2 separate regions of the Homo sapiens genome follow, and region 1 is linked to region 2. Evidence: chromatin loops called from intact Hi-C (ENCODE). Cell type or tissue: Caco-2. All regions are shown on one strand. Region 1 overlaps PDE4D (phosphodiesterase 4D). Region 2 overlaps PDE4D (phosphodiesterase 4D).

The links. Hi-C counts contacts between places; a loop is a spot of excess contacts. Peaks named below come from ENCODE experiments on the same cell type or tissue, not always from the same donor. Only the 100,000 strongest peaks of a DNase experiment are listed, where the experiment ranks them.
Region 1: a loop joins it to region 2, with 4 times the contacts of the local background. A loop is called at or near these places in 12 of 110 quality-filtered maps.

The regions. Positions count from the first base shown.
Region 1 is chr5:59,320,733-59,328,732 of GRCh38, reverse strand. The region is part of intron 1 of PDE4D (phosphodiesterase 4D); the gene reads left to right. Among named protein-coding and RNA genes, the nearest start is that of PDE4D-AS1, 280 kb to the right of the region's middle. RefSeq lists an enhancer at 1-152. In Caco-2, no CTCF peak of the experiment used is centred here; no DNase peak of the experiment used is centred here.
Region 2 is chr5:59,262,748-59,270,747 of GRCh38, reverse strand. The region is part of intron 1 of PDE4D (phosphodiesterase 4D); the gene reads left to right. Among named protein-coding and RNA genes, the nearest start is that of PDE4D-AS1, 230 kb to the right of the region's middle. In Caco-2, no CTCF peak of the experiment used is centred here; a DNase peak (open chromatin) is centred at 4,157.

The DNA of each region.
Region 1 (8,000 bases), 58 kb before region 2:
TGATTTTTTTAAATGCAATGCAAATACAGGGTGTTTTTAGTCATTATTTCAGTACCTGAGGAAAATGTAAAAACACAAAGCCACACATGTACCAAGGCACTACATGAGTGTACTTGGTTTCACCATCTAATTTAGCCCTCTGAAGTGTAGAGTCCATCGAGGCTATTATTTTGTGGATTGTGTACTGAAGTTGCTTTTCTTTGTTCTCCCAACATACACTTGTGACACTTCCAACCTCTGATATGTATATGTTAAATACAGGCTGTTTTTCAAACAAGATAAATCAAATGCTAGCTAGGAAGTGTGCCTAGAGTTTAAAGCATTCTAGAATGTACTCCCATATAACAGCTATACTTATATAATACCTACATTGTGCCAGTGTTTCATATATGTGAAGTGCTTTAATCCTCACAACAAACATAGGAGGGATGTAGTATTATTACCCCCTTTTTACAGATGTGAAAACTGCAGTACACAAGGTGAAGTGAGAGGCCCCAAATCACACAGCTAGTAAATGGCAGTGTCAGACCTCAAATTCCACTAGTCTGTCTTCAGAGTCTATATAATTAACCACTGCTCCCTGTGCTTTTAAAGGTTAGTTTAATGGATATTGTGCTATTTCTAATAAAAGGATATAATTTTTGTTATATATTTTTCTTCTTAGTCTTCACTTTTGGATCTTGGACCACATGTGCTATTATCATATTTTAGCTCATAAGAGACTTCTCTGATAATTTTGTATAAAATACACTTATAGAACATTTGTATCTTGTAAATGTAATTTTTCTTACCATTATCTCATTTGATCCCCCTTATCCACCTCTAGAATATACAGAGCTTTATCCTCATTTTTCAGACGAAGAAATGGACCAAAGAAGACTAAACAATTTGTTCAACTCCATATCACCAGTTTGTAGCAGTTCTGTGACTAGAAACCAAATTTCCTGGCTCTTAGTCCTACATTCTTTCTAGTATTTCAAATCATCTTTTCATTTCTCTCCCTTATGCTTTTGGAAAGAAAATTGAGAAGAACGTTAAGAACCCCAGTAAAATTGGAGAGGCATTTCTTGAGAAATATTTAAAATAATTTAAGAAGTCTTCACAAAAGTAGTAGGCAAAAATGTGTTACATTAACAACGGATCTCATTAAGTCAGTGCATACAGCTAGGTTCTGGTTTATTAATTTTCAATTTTTTCATTTTTGGGCCTGCCTAATCTGAACACTTTGCAGTACAATTCTGAGTGCTCTCATGCTTTGTGCTATCGCTTTCTTAAGGTAGCTCATTTGCACTTGTTCATCATCCTGTTCCTTCCCCCAGTCTCCTGGGCTCTGTTGCTAATTATTGACCCAGGAAAGCCTCAGAAGGGGCCAAGGCAGCTAAAATTGGAGTGCTCTTTACTTAGACTTATAATGCATTTTCCATTTTTCAGAAAGAGTAAAGCACTTTTAGCTACCAGATCCAGAGACCATTCAGTTATATGGGCACTTGAGTTTCTGCTAAAGAATCACAACTCAATTTAATTTTTTTTTTTTTTGGTATTTCATTCACAGCCAGTCTGGAGTGTGTGTGTGTGTGTGTGTGTGTGTGTGTGTGTGTGTATTTCTGTTTCTGTATTAACATATGAGACAGCAGAATAATAATGTGTCCATTCATTCCATAGATATTTCTCAAAGAGTTGCCAAGAATAAAGAATAGTGCTAAAAAAAGGTGGAAGATGGTTAGGTGTAAAATTACCTCCTCTCACAGGACCTGGCACATGACAAATGCTTCAGAAATATTTATCAAACTGAAATGAGCTATTACATGAATTGTATTCTCTGGCTTTGGAATCTATTGGGGAAATGATGAAGTCATTAAATATATGCGAATTGGAAAGGAATTTAGGAATCATCTTATGCAGCCCTTTTACTTTAAAGATGAAGCAATGGAAATGCAAGAAAGTTATGTGTCTTTTCCAAGCAAGATCACACATCTATTTCGAAATAATATGCTTTTTTTCATTGTAACATGTGTTTTAGAGATTACACATATGTCAATGTCTGTAGTGCAGGGCATAATGTGAGGAGAGCTGTTGAATGCTTTAGAACAGTGCTACCCAGTGGAAATATAATGCACACCCCATATACAATTTTAGATTTTTATTAATAGCCAGATTTTTAAAAGTTTAAAAGTCAGTGAAATTATTTTTTTCATACTAAGTCTTCAAAATCCAGAGTGTGTATTATATTTTTGACACATCTCAATTTGGACTAGCCATATTTTAAGTATTTAATAGTTATATGTGTCTTGGGGGGGGCTACTCTATAGACTATATGGCTCCAGAATCACAGAGAGGGAAAAATAATAATGTATTTTTAAAGCTGCAGTATTTTTACCATGGGTTATATTTTTAAGTTTGATTGTAACACAAAAGTACAAAAATGAAACAAACTGACTCAACACATTTTTTTTCTTTTTTTTATTATTATACTTTAAGTTTTAGGGTACATGTGCACAACGTGCAGGTTTGTTACATATGTATACATGTGCCATATTGGTGTGCTGCACCCATTAACTCGTCATCTAGCATTAGGTATATCTCCTAATGCTATCCCTTCCCCCTCCTCCCACCCCACAACAGTCCCCGGTGTGTGATGTTCCCCTTCCTGTGTCCATGTGTTCTCATTGTTCAATTCCCACCTATGAGTGAGAACATGCGGTGTTTGGTTTTCTGTCCTTGCGATAGTTTGCTGAGAATGATAGTTTCCAGCTTCATCCATGTCCCTACAAAGGACATGAACTCATCATTTTTTATGGCTGCATAGCATTCCATGGTGTATATGTGCCACATTTTCTTAATCTAGTTTATCATTGTGACTCAACACATTTAAAAAAAAAATCTAGAGTAGACCTATACAATTTGACAGATTGCATCAATAGTTACAATTTTAGACACCCCTACCCCTCCACACATAGAAATTAGTGAATAAGCAGACTGTCAATAGTACTGGCTCAAATAATTCTACATACAAGTTCTACCAAACTTTCAAGGGAGGGGTAACTTCTACCTTATACGAATTATCTCATTTTACAAGTAACTATAAGTATACAATAAGTTCCATTTGCAGCACTATAGGAGCTTGAACTGTCTGCCAATTTTTAAAGAATATGCTCAAGCAATAATCTTGGTTATCCATATTATCTTACATTTCCTTATGAATATTGAGAGTTCTGTTATTGATAAATACAAAGGTGTCACTGTTTAATACACTACTGTGTAGGTCCTTTTGCTATGCATTTACTATTTAAAGCGTAAAAACGTAGGTAGCAAGAAGATTTATCTTTCTGGCTATTCTTGAAATTCCTGTTTCTAACAAGATATTCTGCAGAAGCAAAGATACTACTGCATTGTTCAATGTTTCCACAAAAGGTTAATATAATTGTGGGTTCAGCTATCACCTTGACCTTTTCTTGGATCTTTGATCAGAGTTTAGGTAAATATGTTGTTAGGTTTCCCCCTTTTAAGTTCCTGAGCTTTTGAAGTAAAACCAGAGCTGAGATAGGAAAGTGAACAGCAAGGGGCAGAGCACAGCAGAAACTGAATTAGGTCACTTTTCTAGAGGCTTCTGAATTTGGTACAGTAGGATTTCTGTGATCATCTTAAACCTAGCTTTTCAAAAGGCTATTACTGTTCCATTTTATTCTCTGGCCCAGAAAATAAATCAGAAGACTTCTACATCCTTTTCCTCAAAAGCTGATTCTGATTCTCTATATGATGCCACATTAATAAAGTTTTCCCTATTAATTACCATGATGCCATGCAGCCTTCTAAGATGTTTTCTTTAGTTCTTAGTTCCTTTGCAGTTCCATCTCCAAGCATAAATTCTCATTAATAATCAGTACAGTGAGGAAGATAGACATGTGTCAGTCAGTGAGAATGCTTGCAGCTGTAACTGCCAGAAAGTTGTAACTTAACTGGCTTAAACCAAAGCCATCCTGAGGTGGGAGGCTCCAAGTCACTCAGTGACATTATCAAAGGCGGCCTGAGTCTTTTTCATCTTTCTCTTCTGCCAGCCTCAAGTGTTGGTGAGTTTTCTGGTTTGTTCCTGTAAACTCGAGATGTCTGTCACAGGTCCACCTATTACATGCAGATAACTATGGCCAGTCAGAAAAGAGGATCTTCTTTTTACGTCTTCTTTTAAGAAAGAAAAAAAATCATTTCCAGATGGTCTCCCCTTGTCCCACTTCCCTTCAATGTCTTATTGGCCAAAATGGTTTCACATGCCGATGTCTTAACAAATCACTGCCTTGGAAATCGTACTTTCATGATTAGCTGAGACAATCAGGTTTCCCTCATGGTGGCTGGGGCTGAGGCCCACCTCCCTGTAAGTATGTGGCTGCAAGGGTAGGTGGATATTTGAATTTCACTGGGGGCCTAGTAGGAAGGAATGGCTCTTGGGTAGGCTACCCATAGAGTCAACTACAAGTAAATCAGAAACTATAGTATCATAAGTGCTACAGGGAAACATGTAAATGCAGGATGCTGTAGGAACACGCAAGAAGGGCCCCTGGCCATGCTTGCTTGAGCAAGAGGGAGAGAGGAATGCCAGAGTGGGCTTTTAATGAAAATGTTATCTGATCTGAGATATAAAGCTCAAGAGGAGATAGCCAAGGAAAGGGTGGTGGAAGGAGAGAGAGGGTATCAGGTAGACACAGTATCATGTGCAAATGACTGGGAATAAGATAAAATGTGGTAGGTTTGGGGAGATGCAGAAAAATTAGTTGGCCTAAGGTATAGAGCATAAGTTGGGGAGTCAGTCAGAAATAGGGCTATAGAGGTAAACTGTAGATCATAAAAGATCTGATAAGTCACATAGAAATTTCTACTTTATTCTGCTGCAGTGGGGAGCCAGTGAAATATTTTAAGCAGCAAATGACATAATTAAATATGCACTTCAAAAAAAAAATGTCTTTGGCTGCTGTGGGAAATTGGATTGCAAATCTTCAAGACCAAAAGTAGGTAGAACATGTGAGAATCAATTACAATATTCCAGGAAAGAGTGGTGAAGGGCTTTAAGATAATGTCAGTGGGGCTGGAGAGAGGTGAATAGGTTTGATTGATGTTTAGGGGTTTTGACTAAACAGGACTTGGTTAATAGGTAAGAGAAATAGGGATTAATAATCACTCACATTTCTGGCTTGGACAACTAGGAGGATGGGAATGACATTTACTGAGTTAGGATATCCAAAGAAGAAGCAGACTGGGGGCAAGGGGAGTGAATTAATTTAAATTGTAACTAATGAAGGGCTTATTCTGTATGAAATTCAAGAGAAGTATTCCAGTCCTTAAAGCATTTTCAAATGCCAAGGGATATATTAACCAATAAGTGGTATAGAACAATACTAGGGGTACTATAATTTATCACAGATGGTCATCAATAAAGCAAGAGAGAGAGATAAAAGAGCTTAAAGAAGAAATTGCCTCTCTCTCAGAAAGAATTAGTGGGAGAATCTGATGTTCTTCATGAAAGAAAAAAATTTTAGTTGAATCTTGCATAAAAAGATTAGACAGATGGGAATTGTCGAGGGTGGAGGCACTGTACACTACATGAAGCATATTTAAGGAATGATAACAGTCTAGATTGCTAGCAAGCTTGAATAGGCAAAATAAAATAGAAAGGTTAGGGATTAGTTGAATTAGTCAGAACTGTTGAGATTCCAAGAGAAAAACAAAATTCACATTTTCTGTGTTGATCTATTATTGCAAGGTGCATTAGTCAGCTATTGCTACAGTAATGCTACCGAACAATCAACTACAAAATACCAATGACATTTGCTTCTTGCTCATAGTCCTACTAATGGGTCAGAATAGTGCTGCTTCAGGCTGCAGGTTGCCTTCATGCTTGTTCTTCATGTTTCTCCTTCTTGGACCAGTGATCTCCCAGGGCGTGTCCTTGTGGCACAGTTTACAACTCCCAATGTGGCAAGTAGAAATGTTCAATACTTTGTAAGGCCTCAGTTTATAAAGCAGTATCATTTGTGCCCACATTCTGTTAGCCACAGCACATAATGTGACTAAACCCAATATCACTGAGGGAGGAGAGCATGAGGAAGAAAAGGATGGTGAATATATGCTGCAATGCCTAAAACATAATGTAAATATAGATAGCATTGGATTTGACCCATAAGCCATAAAGATTCTAGAATACCAGTGTTCCCAACTATGGAGTGCCCAATGAGCTTCTTGACAAACTCAGGAGAGTAACCTCCATTTGTGTGACCTCCTTTCTTTGCTCTTTATTTGTGCTTTTCAAAGGGATGACATGAGCCCATAAACTACTCATTGGGTTGCTTGGTCAGAATCAGAACCAGTTACTTCAGGACTGTCTCATTTCATGATTAGTTGCCTTTGGTCTCATGCAGTGGTATCAGTTCATTCCTCTAGAGGTTTATGTTCCCTCAATCACCAGCAATACTGAGTGAATGATAAGAACTAAAGCAATAAAAAATGATTGAACTATTTTCCTTAGTATGTAGTTATTGGACTTCTTCCAAAAATCCAGCACACTTATAAAAACCAAACTAAGGCATTTTGCTGGTTATTGTGCCAATAGTGTGTCTTAATTAGTCCTGAGAATTTATGTGGCCCATGAAAGAGGCATAATTTTCCTAAGATTGCACAGCTAAGTTACATATCTGAGACTTGAAGACATCCTCAGATTATGTTATCCCTAAATCTCTAATTGCTATGTAGCAAAAGATTTTAGCCATTTTTTTATTCCTGAATCAAGGATACATAAATAAAGTTGTATTCAATCAATCCAAAAATCCTCAAGCCCAAATAATCCTAGTACTTGAGCAGACCTTATAGTGTGTGTGCACAAGTGCGCATGCGTGTACTCTATTTTTAGATTATCTTTTAAGAGGGACCGGTGACATGGTCATACAGTACAACAGAAGAACTCACTCCCTGTTTCTCTATAATTCCCATATTACACTCAGCACTTGCTCTCCTTTCATTCTGTGGCTTCTGTGCTGCTAGCAGTGACCAGTGACTCAGGAAGGCTGCATATAGTGAAGAAAAAGTTGCCTTTCCAGGCACAGTTCAGTCCTGAGGCGCCTTTTCACACCATCTCATAGACATTTCAGAGCCAAACTCTAGCTTTCTTTTTATGACTACTTTTCCATTCCACACTTTTCTTAATGTTGCAGGAGATAATTTGAAAGAAAGGAAAAAAGAACAGGGAGAACACAAAGGCAAGAAGATGAGCAAGATGCCAGATTTAAGAAGTATATTTATATTTAGTTCTTTACAAATTAAATTCTGCTGAGACCCTTAAATATTAGCTGTCACAGGGGTTGTGCTTGAAAAACTTGATTCCAACCCTAAGCATAAAAATCTTGTCTAGGCAGGGCAGTAGATTGGAGGATTATCATTACACATTATAGGAGGAAGGCCCTGTTCAATGCCAGGTTCCAAGAATGCCATCTCAGGGAGCGAGGGAAAGACATAGGCCAGGTAACATGTCTGATGTATGGAGAAAAGCCCTCAGGGTGCCATGTTGGTGGAACAGGAGCAGAAAGGAAATCAGACTGAGAGAATGAAAACTCAATAGAAGCACAATAAACAGACTGAACAAAGTACAGATGGAGTCAGTTCAAGTTTAATATGAATGTCCCTGGGCCCTGTGTTTCATCCCAGTGTTAAGTGCAGGAAATCATTGGATTTCTCCAAGGATGGGTCTTTAGAGCAACCGACTTTAGAAATTGAATACTTTAAAATTATTTTCTATAAACAAATTTATCAATAGAAAAAATAGATTACTTAATTGGTTTATCTTAATGAGAAAACAACAAAAAGCTTCAACAAATAATTGTTGCTGATTGGTTGGTGGGTTCGTTGGTGAATAATGAGAAGGAAAGAAGGAAGAAAAGAAAAGAAGGAGTAGAGGAGGAAAGGAGGTGAGAGAGGGAGATTTGAAAGGGAAATAGCGGTGCTCTAAGTTCACAATTTTTAAA
Region 2 (8,000 bases):
CATGTTGTGAATATTTCTAGATGCATTACAGTATTTGGCAGTTTTCTTTTCGGAAGTATGGTAGCCTATGAAATTCAGGGTTGACGTTGTTGGTTGTTGAAAAATAGCTTTGTGAAAGACTGTTGGTTGTTGAAAAATAGCTTTGTGAAAGGCTCTTGCAGCTTGTAGACCATTATATTCTCTACTGGTAGCAAATAAGGTCCTCTGGTCTTTATAACAGACAATAAAGAACAAAAGGCCAATGCCTCACAATTTTGAATAGATTATCTTTCCAATTCTATTACCAAGTTTTTCTGTTCTCTGCAAGCTCTGTAAGGCTTCAGGTTGGAAACAAGTAGTACATATCAGATTTTGTATGACATCTAAGATCAGCTTTGAAAAAAATATGCAATCTTCCTTCCTATTTCTTCTATCTTAGAAACTTGTAAATACGCAAACAAATGGAATTCTCATATTTTCTGCCTGTGCAATATATATTATGATTTGGTTTAGGTATGTGACTACTGTCAAAGTTGGTTCAGGGTTTTGAGCATGAGGTAAACTTTTTTTGGTCCTATTACCCAAGTTAGTGATGTATCTGTTATGAAATATACTTAAAGATATACAGCTTTTAGAAATGATTAAGATACCTTGAAATATTTGATGTATTTAAAACATAACTAGAAAGACACAGAGTGGATCACAGATAGGTTTACTCTTTAAAGTCATGAAGTATGAGATTCCCTGGAAAAAGCCATTTGTCCACTGTACTTCTAACATGCTCTGTGTCCCTGGAGGAGTCACCTAGTCCCTCTGAAGCCAAGTCTACTGTCCTGTAAAATAAAAGGGGCAAGGCAGGTCAATGGATTTTAAACACGTTTATTTCAATGGGACATTTTTTATTAATGAAATGTGAGTTGAAGTTAATATAAATGAATATTTATACTGTAATTTTTAGATATAAAATCATATATAAATTCAATATATAGATATAATTTTTAAAAACATAGATATGTGTGAAATATATAAGTAAAAAGTATAAGCACACATAAAACAATAAAACAGCCACTGAGTTTGTACATTTACCCCCCACCCCAAATTCAAACCCTCTCCTTAAAATACCTCTAAAGACTTTAGGATTCCAAGGAATATTGTTTGAAAACCACTAAGCTAATGACTGTTAAGATCACTTACAGTTTTACTCTCTGCAGTGCTGCCTTACCGCGGGAGAGTCATTTGTGTATTCTGTATCTCTATATGGATTGGGATAAACTCGTAGGTAATGTAGCAGTTCAAATACCTCTGCCTTATAAGACCTTGAAGTTATGTAACTTTTCCCACTTCTGAGATATCACAGAAGAGTTATCACTATAATAGTTAAGATCTATTCATTTTATTTAGCATCTTATTTTTTACAAGTTTATTTTAGGCTCATCTGGAATGAGAAAATCATGCACTAAACACTGTATGATGCATAGCTGATAATTCAGGAAGTGAGTATGGTTGTTGGTAAAGAAATGCTGAATTGGTATGAAATTCTTCAGAAGCAAGACGCTTCTTTTGGTATTTCAAAATGGGGTTCTCCACCCTCTTTTTCTATCATGTCAACTGGCTGTGGTTATGTGTGCAATAATACTTAGTCCTGACTGCAACTCTTTTTTTTTTCTTCCCCACGGATCTGAGGCACACCATGGTTTTGGCCTTATCATTAAAACTTGCCTTTTAGGAGAGGTAAAGGAATAGCTCACTTAGTAGTTCCTCTGTCAATCATTCCAATCATGTAGTGAATTCTATTGAATCAGAAGGGATGATGACATGAAGGTAACCATGAGTATACGAATGGTTAGTCATGGATCCACCCAACCATTACTAGCAAGATTGAGAAAAGTAGATTCTAAGATGAAACTGAAGGGGAAGAATATTAATGAGGCCTTTAAGGAGTTTTTAAGCTTTTTAGGGAAAGATGCTGAGCGATATGTATAAATATTCCCAATAATACTAATACTAAACATATAGAATTGTCAAAGTTTAGATAAAGGTATAGAGAATAGGGCCTGAGGGATATTAGCTAGGTTGGTAAGGAAGATAGTCACAAAGAAAGCACAGTCTTAATAAAAAATCAATATAGATTTTCTTGGAAGCCTTTCCAGAGGTGATCCAATATCTCAAAATATAATACAGGGGTTGAAGGTATATTAGAAAATGGACAGAAGTAAGGTATACTTCAGCCACAAGCACCAAATCTCTCCAGGGATTGGTGCCTATGGGAAGGGCTGGGGTACCACATGGGGCACAATGACAGCAAGCCTGGGTGAGACACTGTTAAATATAACTGTGTACAGGTAACTAACTAATGAGAGCCCGTGCCAGTGATATGTCTCAGCTCTCAAATTGCCTAGTTCTTTGTCAAGTTTGACCTAAATTAGAAAGCATTTCAAAAGTATGGAAAGTAGGAAGAATGCCAGAACCTATGGATGCAGTTTTTTAGCATGACAGGGGCAATATTGTAAGTATTTATTATCTGTCCTAAGCCTTCTAAGGGGATTGGCTCCCTAATGAGCATCCTGGGTGATGGCTGAGGATGCGAATTAGAGAAGCTAACAGAAGGGTGAACTGCTCTTCAGAATAAGAGTTAGAAAAACACAAGGGAATATTTCAAGAGAAGAGCTGGGGAAGTGTGGCAAGAAAAAAGAGATTATACAGAGACCAATATGGAAGAATTCCAGCCCAGTTTGAACTAAGCATCCACCATCTAGCACCCTACCCTGTTTAATAACACTGGCAACCTCTGGGCAAAAGCTGCCATTAATGAAACTCAGTGTAGAGGACATTTGCCCCCCATCTCAGCCCTAAGAATTTCTGCCATAGGGTAAAGGGGGTCACCTGCAAGCCCTTCCATTTCCCTACTACACATGAGGAAGAATAAGAAATTAGAAAACTAGAAACTAGGTGTAGAATGTATGCACACCAAGGATTGCATCTTCCAAAGTACCCTTATAGGAAGCAGTCCTGTTGTTTTAAACCCACAGAGTTAGGAAGTTTTCTTTATATCTAATACAAATCTTCTTTGCTTAAATTCTAACCCATTTCCTCTTAGTTGTCAGTAGATATAATGAGAGTGAATCAATAGATAAACCAATTCTTCTTTATGGCCTTTGAAAACTGCTAGTGAGTGACTTCTTGGTCTTTTTTCATTTCATATTGCAAAATATTCATTCTAAATTGTAAAATAGATGGCACCAGTGTGACTTGTTAAAATAAATGTTTCATTAAACATAATTTCAGTATGTAATTGTTTTCAGACTTCCTAGAGAAAAGTGCTCCCGTTGTATCTAATTCTCTTTCTTGTTTAAAATACATCAAAGATGAGAAATTGAGCTCTTTTTAGTGAACTTGCTTGAGACATTCATATGGAATACAGAAAATAATAATTCCTAACATTCAGGATGTCATTCCATTGCAATGTGGCACAGAGTTTTTTCTTTGCATCAAGGAATTTATATGACTGATACTATTTTAGTCAGGATAAATTACTGTAAAATGTGTCCACTTTTAACCAATGGCATTCTAACATGGGATAGGCAACAGCGGGCTGTGATTTTTGCTCTGATACTGCAACTTTGTTATAGAATAGCAAGTAACTGATTGGCAGCTAGATCACCAGCTAGCTGGAGAAAGCAGCTTCTAGGTCTATAGTCATAGTTGGAGTCATAACCTCATTAATGATAGCTACAATGTATTGGGCATCTACTCTTTGACAGACAATGAACTTAGTACTATATACAGTTGAAGCAACTGTATGAATAAACTGTATGAATAAAACTTGAAGTCGCACAGCTTATAAAATTACAGTGCTGCAGAAAAATCTTGGTCTGTCGAAACTACATCCCATATTTGTTGTTGTTGTTCTTATTGTTTTGTTTGCTTTTCCTCACTATCTAAACTGCTTTGGCTACACATAGTTCTGTTTCATGGTATTAGAAAAGTAGTCAACAAGCTGCTACTTATACTTTTCCTTCCTGTCCTAGACTGTTCAAGTTTCTTCTTTTAATCTTATGTATATCAAGAACATGTTTGCCTATGGTATTTGTCTGCCTTTCCCCCCAAGATTTGTATACAAGCCTCCAACCGTGAGCCCTAGAGATATATTGAGAAATAGAACATGGACTTTGACACGGCTCCATTCCTTGGAGATCTAGCTAGTTCCTGACTCGTTCAGCTTATTGACTCTCTTCCTCTGGTCAGACTATAAATTGCAGTTTTCCTTCTCTCTGGCATTTGACCAGTTAGTAGCACCATAAAACCTTTGAAATAAAAGAGACCACAGAGAATAACCTATAATCTGATTTTCCCCACCCCTAACCCCAATGTGGAGCTGGAAACATTTTGCTAGTCTTTAACATTTCCAGTCAAGTAGGGTCAAGAAAAACTGTTAAAAACAATGTCAATGCTTAAGTGGTAAAAAGATTTGTTGAAGAATATATATATATATATATATTTAGAGACAGGGTCTCACTGTGTTTCCCAGGCTGAGGTACAGTGGCTATTTACAGGTGTGATCATATGCACTACAGCCTTGAACTCCTAGTCTCAATCCTCCTGCCTTAGCCTTCCCAGTAACTGGGACTACAGGCATACACCACCATGCCTGGCTGGAGAAATATTTTTTTAACTTCAAAAATGAAGTTTGAGCTGAAAAAGAGAGCTAAAAATTAGTCTGTCAGGCAAATGTGTGAAAGCAGTTCTATTATAATTTGTATTGAGCTATAATGTAATTCCTAAACTTATGTCATATAGCTAAGTAAGTAGCTGTAATTCGCATCTTGAAATTTTAAATTTACTTCTTTCCTCTCAATATAGTCTTCATCTGAATTAAAAATTGTGGCAATTTGTATTTATTGTGTACTTAACTATGTGCCAGGCACTGTGCTGTTCACTTGACCTAATTATCTCATTAGATCCTCATGATGAATCCTAGACAGTACTCATTAGTCTTATTCCTCAGACTGAGGCCTAATGAAGTAAAGTGGCTTGCCTAAATTTGAGTGGCAAATAAGATAATTTCATGATTCGCATATTTTCTTAATTATAAAATGTTACCTTTAGCAATGATGTATATGTTAATATGTTCAATGAGTTGATCTACCTGAAGTGCTTAGCACATGGCTGGCTCCTTGTGAGTGACCAGGAACTGTTAGCTTATATTATGCATTTTTGAAGTTTACACATTGGTATGACTTTCTAAATAATCAAGAACTCTAAATGTGAAAGCTGATTCATTTTGTAAGGGTTTCTTTTCCATAAGGTAGTCTTTTTTAACACAGTCAGAATTAAGCATTTATATAGAGCTAGGTATTCCAGATAAATCACGTTAATAGTGTGATTCAAAGAAGACACACTGCTATCTAGGTGGGTCAAAGAAGTAAACTACTTAGTGGAGGTGGCAAAATAAGAAGTGGTCAGTGGGAAGCTAAACCACCTCTGATTTAGTTATTTAAAACTCAATGAGAACCCTCTAAGGAAGCACAACTAGGCAGGGGTTTCATCTGAAAGGAATGGTCAGCTACCTGAGCATTATCTCTAGGTGCACCTTTGTAAAGACTTTCTCCATGTATCTTTCCTACTGGGTGCCACCCTGTGGCTTGGTCCTACGGTAATCACACTGCCAGGCATTCTCTACCTCTACAAATCCCTTACTCTTCTAGTCCTAAGGTGCATTCCTGGTTGTGTAATTCACAGATTATTATCTCCCTGGAGCTGAGCCTCATCATCTCTATCAGACCAGACTGAGAAGGACTCCTTTTTCCTTTGTCCCGCCATCCCAGCTCAGTGCAGAAGGCTTAAGATGCTTTCTCCATCATTTCTAAAGAACAACAGACAAAAATAGAGATCTGGTTAGGTCTGTTCTTGTGGCGTGAAGTGTTAGGATGAGCTGAACAGCCACAGGGGCTAGAAATGTCAAGAATGCAATACGTTAGAGCAGGCATTTAGCATTCCTGTCTCTGATATCTACTATTTTATTATGAGTAGTTACCAAAACAAAACAAAACAAACTGTAAAAGCATTATTTTGTTATAATTAACAACTGCACATTGGATTAAGTGTGATTGAGGGTGGAGTTCACCAGCTTGGGAAAAAAAATTAACCATTAAAGATTCCCTGAGTGTTTTGCTTTAAAAAGAGATAGCCCAATTACTTTTCTGTGTTTCGTTAAGAGTCTACTAGTATATGAATCAGTAAGAGCTTCTAGGGTAATATAAAACACACACAAAAAAGCAAATTTGATGTTAGCAGACAACTTTTTAAAGGTATTCGTGTAACTGAAAAAATCATTTTACGTACATAGGAATGAAATTTTATGTTTACCTAGAAATATATGTGAAATCCCTCCATTATTGCAAGATCTTTTTCATGTAAATATCAAAAGAATTAGACAGTCTGCATTGTTTAAAACCAAGATAGCTAGTCTTTTTAATCTATGGGCAACTTGTAATTACGAATAGCAGTAGCTGCCTGGAATAATGTACTGAGAGCTGCGTTGGTCTCAGAGAAAATGTGCTGTGATCCATTGGTGATCTCTGCCAGACAGAAGAGGGACATAGTGTGGCTGCTTGCCATTTAAATGGCCTTGATGATCTCATCATAACTCTATATATCTAATCTCACCATTAAATTTGCATGCAAATAAAGTCATTGTAGCAGAAACAGGTTTTATGCATACATACAAATACATGTGTATTTTTTGATATGTTTTGTCTATTTGTCACCTATGAAGAACATATAAATATTGTAAACAGAAAAACTCTTTTTGGATGTTGCAAATGCAAAGAAGAAAAATAAGTAATTCTAATTTTCAAAGGTCACCCCTGTAATCACCACCCAGATTAAAAATAGTACCAGCAGCCAAAAGTCACCTTTATGCCCCTTTAAGCCCCTGCCCCCACCTACTAAAAATAATAGTGATCCTGATTTTGAAAATCACAAACTTTTTAAATTTCCTGCTTTTGAATTTTATATAAAAGGAATAATATAGCATGTACTCTTTTGTGTTTGGCTGTTTCCCTCACCCCCTTGCAAAATTATGTTTGAAAGATGATCCCTTGTTGATGCGGATATGGTTCATTCATTCTCACTTAAGTATAGGTAATTAAGCAAACTTTTGTTTGAGATACAAATTCAGGGTAAAAATCAGATTTTCTATTTAAATAATAATTTGGTATATATGACTATTTGAGCATTTTAAACTGTTGTCATTTTACAATAATTATTTTAGTATGATTTAATATCCAAATTCTGTTGCTTAGATTCACCCTCAGTGGACATTTCTTCTGAAGGGCCTTCCTAGACTTCCCCAATTAGAATTAAAACTCTCTTCTCTGTGCTGTCATGAAACCTTGTACATTTCTCTAACTCTTGAAGGATTACAATTATTGTCTTCTGTCTCACGTACCTCTCCTGTGAGCATGTTTTGGAGTAGACTGGGTTTGCTCATCTTTGTAGAGCAATGAACCCCTGTTCCCAGCACCATGCCTGCTCCATCATGGGCATTCAACATCTGTCCTTTGCATGGAAAGTAGAACAGTGAGTTCTTCCATATTACAAAGAATATTACAGTCAATTTTTATTTTTAATTTTCTTTTAGTAGATGGCACTTTTCAGGAGATTGTACTGGGTGAGTTGTAGACACAGTAGTTACTCTTTATGGCAAGAGTTGTATAGTATCCGGGAGGATTTTTGCCTCTTCCCTGTGGCTTTCTTTCACCCTTAGTTTGCCACCACCACTGGCAATTCTAATCTAGGCACACCTTCCATTGCCTCCTGTGTTTCCCATTCTAAAATATATACTTCCAAGTTTTCCTCTATATTTTCTGACTGCTCGAATGACTCTTCTCGTGTCATAAACTAGTAAAGAGTAGTGCATATAGAAATGCTGATAAATGTGTTGCACATGGTTATCACCCGACTGACATGCTGACCTTCTGACTCTATCAATGGGTGATTTTTATATGAAGCCAAGAAAT